Linked DNA regions of Homo sapiens: region 1 is linked to region 2. Evidence: read pairs that join two places in POLR2A ChIA-PET (ENCODE). Cell type or tissue: HepG2. All regions are shown on one strand. Links, peaks and the distances in the headings refer to the core of each region. The heading gives the core; the rest is flanking DNA.

Region 1 (4,392 bases), core at 241-4,240, 1.2 Mb after region 2:
TTTCTTTCTTGTTTTTTTTTTGAGACGGAGTTTCGCTCTTGTTGCCCAGGCTGGAGTGCAATGGCGTGATCTCGGTTCACTGTAACCTCCGCCTCCCGAGTTCAAGTGATTCTCCTGCCCCAGCCTCCCAAGTAGCTGGGATTACAGGCATGTGCCACCACATCTGGCAAATTTTTGTATTTTTTAGTAGATATGGGGTTTCTACATGTTGGTCAGGCTGGTCTCGAACTCCCAGCCTCAGGTGATCTGCCCACCTCGGCCTCCCAAAGTGCTAAGATTACAGGCGTGAGCCACCGTGCCTGGCCCGGCTGTGGCAATTGCTTAAAATCCTATATAATGAATGACATAGTATATTTTTGCATGTGTATGGTGCAGTGCTTGGAATGTGTGTATTTTTTTTTTTTTTTTGAGACAGAGCCTCTGTTGTCCAGGCTGGAGTGCAGTGGCGCAATCTTGGTTCACTGTAAACTTCGCCTCCTGGGTTCGAGCAATTCTCCTGACTCAGCCTCCCAAGTAGCTGGGATTACAGGTGTGCACCACCACACCTGGCTGATTTTCATATTTTTAGTAGAGACGGGGTTTCACCATGTTGGCCATCATTGGCCAGGCTAGTCTTGAATTCCTGATTTCAGGTAATCCACCCACATTCGCCTTCCAAAGTACTGGGATTATAGGCATGAGCCACCACACTGGGCTGAATGTGTGTATTTTTTAAAGAACAGGCCAGGCACAGTGGCTCACGCCTGTAATCCCAATACTTTGGGAGGCAGAGGCGGGTGGACTGCTTAAGCCCGGGAGTTTGAGACCAACCTGGGCAATCTAGCAAAACCCCGACTCTACTAAAAATACAAAAATTAGCTGGGCATGGTGGCACATGCCTGTAATCCCAGCTACTCAGGAGGCTGAGGTGTGAGAATCACTTGAACCTGGGAGGCGGGGGTTGCAGTGACCTGAGATGGCACCACTGCACTCCAGCCTGGGCGACAGAGTGAGACTCTGTCTCAAAAAAAAAAAAAGAAAGAAAGAAAGAAAGAAATCAAAAAACAAAACAAACAAACGAAAATTGGCTGGGGTTGGTGGCTCATGCCTGTAATCCCAACACTTTGGGAGGTCGAGGTGGGCGGATCACCTGAGGCCAGGAGTTCAAGACCAGCATGGCCAATATAGCGAAACCCTATCTCTACTAAAAAACACAAAAATTAGCCAGGCGTGGTGGTGCATGCACCTGTAATCCCAGCTACTAGGGAGGCTGAGGCGGGAGAATCGCTTGAACCCGGGAGGTGGAGGTTGCCGTAAGCTGAGATTGCGCCACTGCACTCCAGCCAGGGTGACAGAGCGAGACTCTGTAACAACAACAACATCCACATTAGCAATCCTCTCGAGCCTAATTTACGTGAAAGCTCCATTTTGGATCTGGGTCTACTCTTGGATTACATCATTCTGGATCATGCACAGCCCTGAGCAGAGGGAAATCCTTTGCCTTCCAGGTGCCAATGCCCTCTCTGATTCCCAAGCACCAAATTGGTAATGGGGTGTGGGATGGTGTTTCCTAGCCTTGCCCCACTCATCTGCTGCTAGCTGTGTGACCTTACAGGCTTACAGGCTTTTTCTGTCCATCGTGCGTGTCTTTAGTTGCTCTATGGCAGCTGCTCATGTCTTCATGGTCCTTCTCTACCAAGTCCTCCATGCTGTCCACTCGACATGGGCAGTGACTTGTCTGTCTTCTGGCTCCCAGGACCTGGCACAGTGCCAGCATGCAGTAGTCACGGAAGACGGCATTTGATGCTTAAATAAACATCCTGCCAGAGTCACAGTCCAACACAGATTTGATCTGTCTGTATGTCAAGGCTTCACTTTGTATCTTGTGTTTGTTTTTGGTGATCACCTTTTGCCACTAATTGGTAAATATTTATCCTCAAAGAAGAAAAGCAACCTCTCAAGAATGACTCTTTAATGGTGCGATGTACTAAAGTATTACAAGTAAAAGTTTCATGTCTGGGATTTGCTTTTGAATACTCAAGAAAAAGTGACGGGAAAATAAAACAAAGTGGCAGAATGTTGATAATTGTGGAATCTGGGTGGCAGTTACACAGGGGTTCATTAGCCTCTTTTCTCTATTTGGGGGAGTCTTTGAATTCTCTATTTTGGGGAGTCTTTGAAATTTTCTATAATAAAAAGTTAAATGCAGCTGGGTGGGGTCCCAACACTTTGGGAGGGCAAGGTGGGTGGATCACTTGAGGTCAGGAGTCTGACACCAACCTGGCCAACACGGTGAAACTCCATCTCTACTAAAAATACAAAAAATTAGTTGGGTGTGGTGGCAGACGCCTGTAGTCCGAGCTACTCAGGAGGCTGAGGCAGGAGAATTGCTTGAATCTAGGAGGTGGAGATTGTGGTGAGCTGAGATTGTGCCACTGGACTCCTGCCTGGGTGACAGAGCAGGACTCCATCTAAAAAAAAAAAAAAAAAAAAAAAAAGCTAAATGCAGGCAGGGCACAATGGCTCACACCTGTAATCCCAGCACTGTGGGAGGCCAAGGCAGGTGGATCACTTGAGGTCAGGAGTAGAGACCAGCTTGGCCAACATGGTGAAACCCCATCTCTACTAAAAACACAAAAATTAGCCAGGCGTGGTGGCGCAGGCCTGTAGTCCCAGCTACTCGTGAGGCTGAGGCAGGAGAATCACCTAAGCCTGGGAAAGTTGAGGCTGCAGTAAACCGGGATCGTGCCAAGCTACTCCAGCCTGGGTGACAAAGTGAGACCCTATCTCAAAAAACAACAACAAACAAACAAACAAACAAACAACAGATATATTGCCAGGCACAGTGGCTCACACCTGTAATCCCAGCACTTTGGGAGGCTGAGCTGGGTCCAGGAGGCTGCGGCTTGAGTCCAGGAGTTTGAGACCAGTGTGGGCAACATACTAAGACCCAGTGTCTATTAAAAAACAAAAAAAAAAAAAGAAAGAAAATTCAAATAACACATAAAGTATAAAGAAGAAGAGAAAGTGAAAAAAAAAAAGCGAGTAATTTTCTCAACACCCGGAAAACATGGAGGTGCTAATACCATCACAAGATTGTTGGGAGAGTTTAATGAAAGAACACGTGAAAATATTTAGCACATAGTAGGTCCTCAAAAGTCAGGGTGCATTTACACTAAAGCCTGTGGAACATAAGCGTCAGGGGTCCCTCCCAGCAGGAGTTCTTTCCAAGGCCCCTGCCAATGTGTTCCCCTGTCATCAGTTTTTGTAAAATTTGCAAAGGCAATATATTTTTGTATTTTATTTAAAAAAAATCCCCCTTGAATTGCATGACTTGAAAACCCCAGAAAATCTGGAAGTTCTCCTGCTGAAACATTGTCGTTACTTTCCTGCCTTTGATAAATAGCAACATCACGTTTTCCATCTATTGAGAGAAAGCCTGTGGAACATCTGAGGCCGAGGTCACTTTGCAAGGCTCAGCCTGAGGCCACATCTCATTTTTATCTCCCCCTTGAGGATGACAGACTTACCTGGCACATGGCTCCATCTTCATTAGCGAAGACCACTCATTCATTCCTCAGAGCAATCACCACGGCTGGCACCTTCCTGGGATGAAAGCAGCCCACTGTGCTGCATGTGCTCTGAAAATCTCAGAAGAAAGTATGCCAGCCTGCGTTCTCTGCGCCTGCAGAAGGGAAGTGAAAACGGCTTCCACTGACAGCAAGTCAAATGACAAAATCAGGGATTCTTTCTTCGTTTTTTTTTTTTTCCCTAAACCACCTGTGCGACTAACCTAAGCAATCCTTATTAGTAAGTCTTATATTGGAGGAAGCTGACGAAAATAACTCCATTCCAACACGGAAAAAGAATCTGAGTTTGTTCTATTTGCTTCAAAAGATTGTTTTGATTATTACAGACCCATGGGAAGAGAGAGGCTGTCTGCACCACAATTATTTTCAGCCACCGACTGTCTCCTTAGCTCAAGCATGGCAGTAATGAGGCGGAAGCCCTGGGTTCAGTCCCCGTGTAGACAAGTGACCTTTGCTCCTGACGCAGACTGTACCTTGACCTTGGCCATCTTAAAAATGTATGTTGGCCGGGCGCAGTGGCTCACGCCTGTAATCCTAGCACTTTGGGAGGCCGAGACGGGCAGATCACCTGAGGTCAGGAGTTTGAAACCAGCCTGGTCAACATGATGAAACCCCACCTCTACTAAAAATACAAAAATTAGCCGGACGTGGTGGTGGGTGCCTGAAATCCCAACTACTCGGGAAGCGGAGGCAGGAGAGTCACTTGAACCCCGGAGGTGGAGGCTGCAGTGAGCCGAGATCACACCACTGCACTCCAGCCTGGGCGACAGAGTGAGACTCGGTCTCAAAATATAAATAAATAAAAAATGCATGTCACCAGTCC
Region 2 (4,392 bases), core at 113-4,112:
AACAGATATAAAAGTTAAAATTTTGCTGGCTGCCCAGTCTGGAAAGTGAGGAGCGTCTCTGCCCGGCCGCCATCCCATCTAGGAAGTGAGGAGCGCCTCTTCCCGGCCGCCATCCCATCTAGGAAGTGAGGAGCGTCTCTACCCGGCCGCCCATCGTCTGAGATGTGGGGAGCACCTCTGCCCCGCCGCCCCGTCTGGGAGGTGAGGAGCGTCTCTGCCCGGCCGCCCCGTCTGAGAAGTGAGGAGCCCCTCCGCCCGGCAGCCACCCCGTCTGGGAAGTGAGGAGCGTCTCCGCCCGGCAGCCACCCCGTCCGGGAGAGAGGTGGGGGTCAGCCCCGGCCAGGCCAGCCGCCCCGTCGGGGAGGGAGGTGGGGGGGGTCAGCCCCCCGCCCGGCCAGCCGCCCCGTCCGGGAGGGAGGTGGGGGGGTCAGCCCCCCGCCTGGCCAGCCACCCCGTCTGGGAGGTGAGGGGCGCCTCTGCCCGGCCGCCCCTACTGGGAAGTGAGGAGCCCCTCTGCCCGGACAGCCGCCCCGTCCGGGAGGGAGGTGGGGGGGGCAGCCCCCCGCCCGGCCAGCCGCCCCGTCGGGGAGGGAGGTGGGGGGGTCAGCCCCCCGCCCGGCCAGCCGCCCCGTCTGGGAGGTGAGGGGCGCCTCTGCCCGGCCGCCCCTACTGGGAAGTGAGGAGCCCCTCTGCCCGGACAGCCGCCCCGTCCGGGAGGGAGGTGGGGGGGTCAGCCCCCCGCCCGGCCAGCCGCCCCGTCCGGGAGGTGAGGGGCACCTCTGCCCGGCCACCACCCCGTCTGGGAGGTGTGCCCAGCAGCTCATTGAGAACGGGCCATGATGACAATGGCGGTTTTGTGGAATAGAAGGGGGGGAAAGGTGGGGAAAAGATTGAGAAATCGGATGGTTGCCGTCTCTGTGTAGAAAGAAGTAGACATGGGAGACTTTTCATTTTGTTCTGTACTAAGAAAAATTCTTCTGCCTTGGGATCCTGTTGATCTGTGACCTTACCCCCAACCCTGTGCTCTCTGAAACATGTGCTGTGTCCACTCAGGGTTAAATGGATTAAGGGCGGTGCAAGATGTGCTTTGTTAAACAGATGCTTGAAGGCAGCATGCTCCTTAAGAGTCATCACCACTCCCTAATCTCAAGTACCCAGGGACACAAACACTGCGGAAGGCCGCAGGGTCCTCTGCCTAGGAAAACCAGAGACCTTTGTTCACTTGTTTATCTGCTGACCTTCCCTCCACTATTGTCCTATGACCCTGCCAAATCCCCCTGTGCGAGAAACACCCAAGAATGATCAATAAAAAAAAAAAAAGTTGAAAAAAAAAAAAAGTTAAAATTTTAACTATTGAGTATACAATTCAGTGGTATTAAGCAAATTCACAATATTGTACACCCATCACCACTATCTATTTCCAGAACTCTTCATCATCCTAGACAGAAATGCCATGCTAACTTCCTGTTCCCTCTCCCCTTAGCCCCAGGAAACACTATTCTACTTAATGTCTCTATGAATTTGCTTATATTAGATACCTCATGTAAGTAAGATCATTTATTTGTCCTTTTGCATTTGCTCATTTCACTTTGCATAATATTTTCAAGGTTCATGGTAAAGCATGTATCAATCTCATTCTCATTTATAGTTGAATAATATTCTATGGTATGTATACACCACATTTTGTTTATCCATGTATCTGTTAATAGACATTTGGGTTTCTGCCTTTTTGCTATTGTGAATAATGCTGCTGCGAACATTGGTAATAGTAACTCTTTTCTTTTTTTTTTTTTTTTTTTGAGACAGGGTCTCACTCTGTTGCCCAGGCTGTAGTGCAGTGATGTGATCACATCTCACTGCAGGCTCAACCCTCTGAGACTGAATCAATACTCGCAGCTCAGCCTCCTGAGTAGCTGGGACTACAGGTGTGCACCACCACACCCGTCTAATTTTTGTATTTTTTGTAGAGATGGTGTTTTGCCATGTTGCCCAGGCTGGTCTTGAACTCCTGGGCTCAAGCAATCCATCCACAAACGTTGGCCTCCCAAGGTGCTGAAATGACAGGTGTGAGCCACCACACCCAGCCAACTGTCTTAAGGAAAAAGAGGCACAGAGAAACTAAAGTTTGTAAAGTCATACAACCTGTGCTCTTGCCAACAGAAATAAGAATACAAATGAGAAGTCTGAGCATATCAACTGTCAAAACCTGTCACATATGTCTCTACTCCAAGCAAGACACCAGGCAGAGTCTTTGTCATGACTGTACTGGCCACCAGAGTTCACCTCACCTGCCAGCCCAGCTGAACTGGGATGGCTGCCTCTAAGGCTGTGTTGAGGCCATAGCTGGGCTCAAGGAGAAACAGTACCGGAGTCACACTGAAACTTTAGGCAGCATATACCTCCATCAATATGATCAATGAGGCAGTACACGAGAGCACATAGGAAACTGCCAAGGACTTTACCAATGTCCGATGATGATGACTGTCATCTCCTCAGAACACCAGATTCAAAAACCATAAGAGGCAGCTCCAAGTCCTCTATCCCCACATTTAATATTACAATGAAAATACTCTACTCAGGGATAAGCTCTGAGAGCCACTAAGAAAATCTGAGGATTAAGGAAATGGAGAGTTTGTAATTACTAAGATATAACAAACTGCATTTCTAGAACCCCATTTTTTCAGTTAATGAAAATAAAGCTGCTAGCTACAGTTTTAAATAATTTATGTGTTGCAATCATACTCAAGGACACAAAACTATGAGAGCTGGTATAAGAATAAACCACTGCATATTATTATACAGGTGAATGTCCCCTAAAGACTGGTAACTGGCTACCGGCTTGCACTCAGCAAAGCACTGCTTCTGCAACTCAACCTAAAGAAAACTGACTGTACCTCTGCATTCACTGCCAAAATCTGGAGGTTCAGAACTTACAAAATAAAGCCCTTCATCAACTGAGCCCTCCTGGACTTCTCCAATCTAAGCCTGGGTTTGCCTCAAAGCACGCTTCCTGTACCACACTCCTAAGGGTCTGAAATTCATGTTACTTCCTGAAGTAAAATGCCCTTCCCTCTCTTCATTGCTAATTAACAGTCATCCCTTCTTTTTGGACCAAACTGAAGGCTCACACCCCTAAGACTCTCCAGAGGTAGGCCCCCAATACTGGTCCCTATTTCCTTGATCACCCCCCAAGGATGTCATGTACACCTGTGACCTACAGATCACGTTCTTATGTGTATGCGTGTGTTTAGATTTCCCAAGGCAGAACTGCAACTCCCATATCTCTCATGAATACACACTGAGAGCCTCTTAGGTGTTTTAAGTGTTAATCTGGATGTGGCTATTCCCATTCCTGGACAGAAGAGTGGTCTTCTTCCATCCAAGCAGGTCACCACCTTTAAAGCACAGATGCCCACAGAGTGGGCTTAGCCAAACGAACCAAATTAACTCCAGAAATTAGGAAGGTATCAACCCAAGGCCCGGGGGCCCTTACATTAGTGGTCCTCAAAGCCAGCCATACACTAGAATCCCCTAGGGGTTGTTTTTAAATGTACAGCAATGCCCAGGCGCCACCACCAGACTCTGTGACTCAGTTGTTCTGGGGCGAGATACTGTGTTTATATAAATCTAGGTATAAATTATACCTTCACGTAAGTATAGATATGGAGACAGATCTTTGAAGTTTTTTCAGGTGATTCTAATGTGTGTCCGGGGTTGAGAAGGACTGCATTATAGCAACTGAAATAATACAGAAGCTACACTATCTTCTGACAAATCAGTAATACGGATAAATAACTAAAAGACCTGCACAGTAAGTTGGTGAAGCCAATCTGAGCAATGGTATTAATTATATCACTATGAAGAAAAGGTGTCAGTGTTCAAGAAATGGATTATTATGCTTAAAATGGGCTAACCAAGTGCTTAGCAAAGAAAGGGTAGCAGTCATATACCAGAATTTGCATGAACACTCCAATTCATAGACAAGAACCCAGTACTAGCATTTTCAACAAGATCAGTCCAGAAACCTTGAAAAGCACTTCTGCTCTTTCCCACAGCAGAAACTCAAGAGAAATTTCTTACTTCGTTTAACCACCACTGTAAAAGTTATCAAAAATTCATAATCTGATACAGCTGACAGAGCCTAGCTCCTCTAATCAAATATTCAAATTGAGACAAGGTTTTGGCAAAGCTAAGTATGCCTACTGGGCATTAAAAAAAGATTAAACATTGTTTTTAATTCCCTTGAAGTTATAAATTACACTTCTCTGAGTAAAAAGTGAAACTGAAAACAAATGTGCCTAATAAAAGGAAATACTGCCATTGCTTCATTATTATCTGTTTTGCTGAAAAATCAATAACTAGAAAAGTTACTTAATGAAATATTAATAATAA

What was found. ChIA-PET counts read pairs that join two places held together with the same protein. Peaks named below come from ENCODE experiments on the same cell type or tissue, not always from the same donor. Only the 100,000 strongest peaks of a DNase experiment are listed, where the experiment ranks them.
Region 1: POLR2A ChIA-PET joins it to region 2 with 7 read pairs; 2 of 35 experiments call an interaction of 5 or more read pairs at or near these places.

Annotation. Positions count from the first base shown.
Region 1 is chr13:98,047,612-98,052,003 of GRCh38, reverse strand. No RefSeq gene overlaps it. Among named protein-coding and RNA genes, the nearest start is that of FARP1, 93 kb to the left of the region's middle. In HepG2, for the core only: no CTCF peak of the experiment used is centred there; DNase peaks (open chromatin) are centred at 1,773 and 4,003; H3K4me3 peaks cover 523 bases.
Region 2 is chr13:99,238,672-99,243,063 of GRCh38, reverse strand. The region is part of intron 2 of UBAC2 (UBA domain containing 2); the gene reads right to left. Among named protein-coding and RNA genes, the nearest start is that of GPR18, 18 kb to the left of the region's middle. In HepG2, for the core only: no CTCF peak of the experiment used is centred there; no DNase peak of the experiment used is centred there.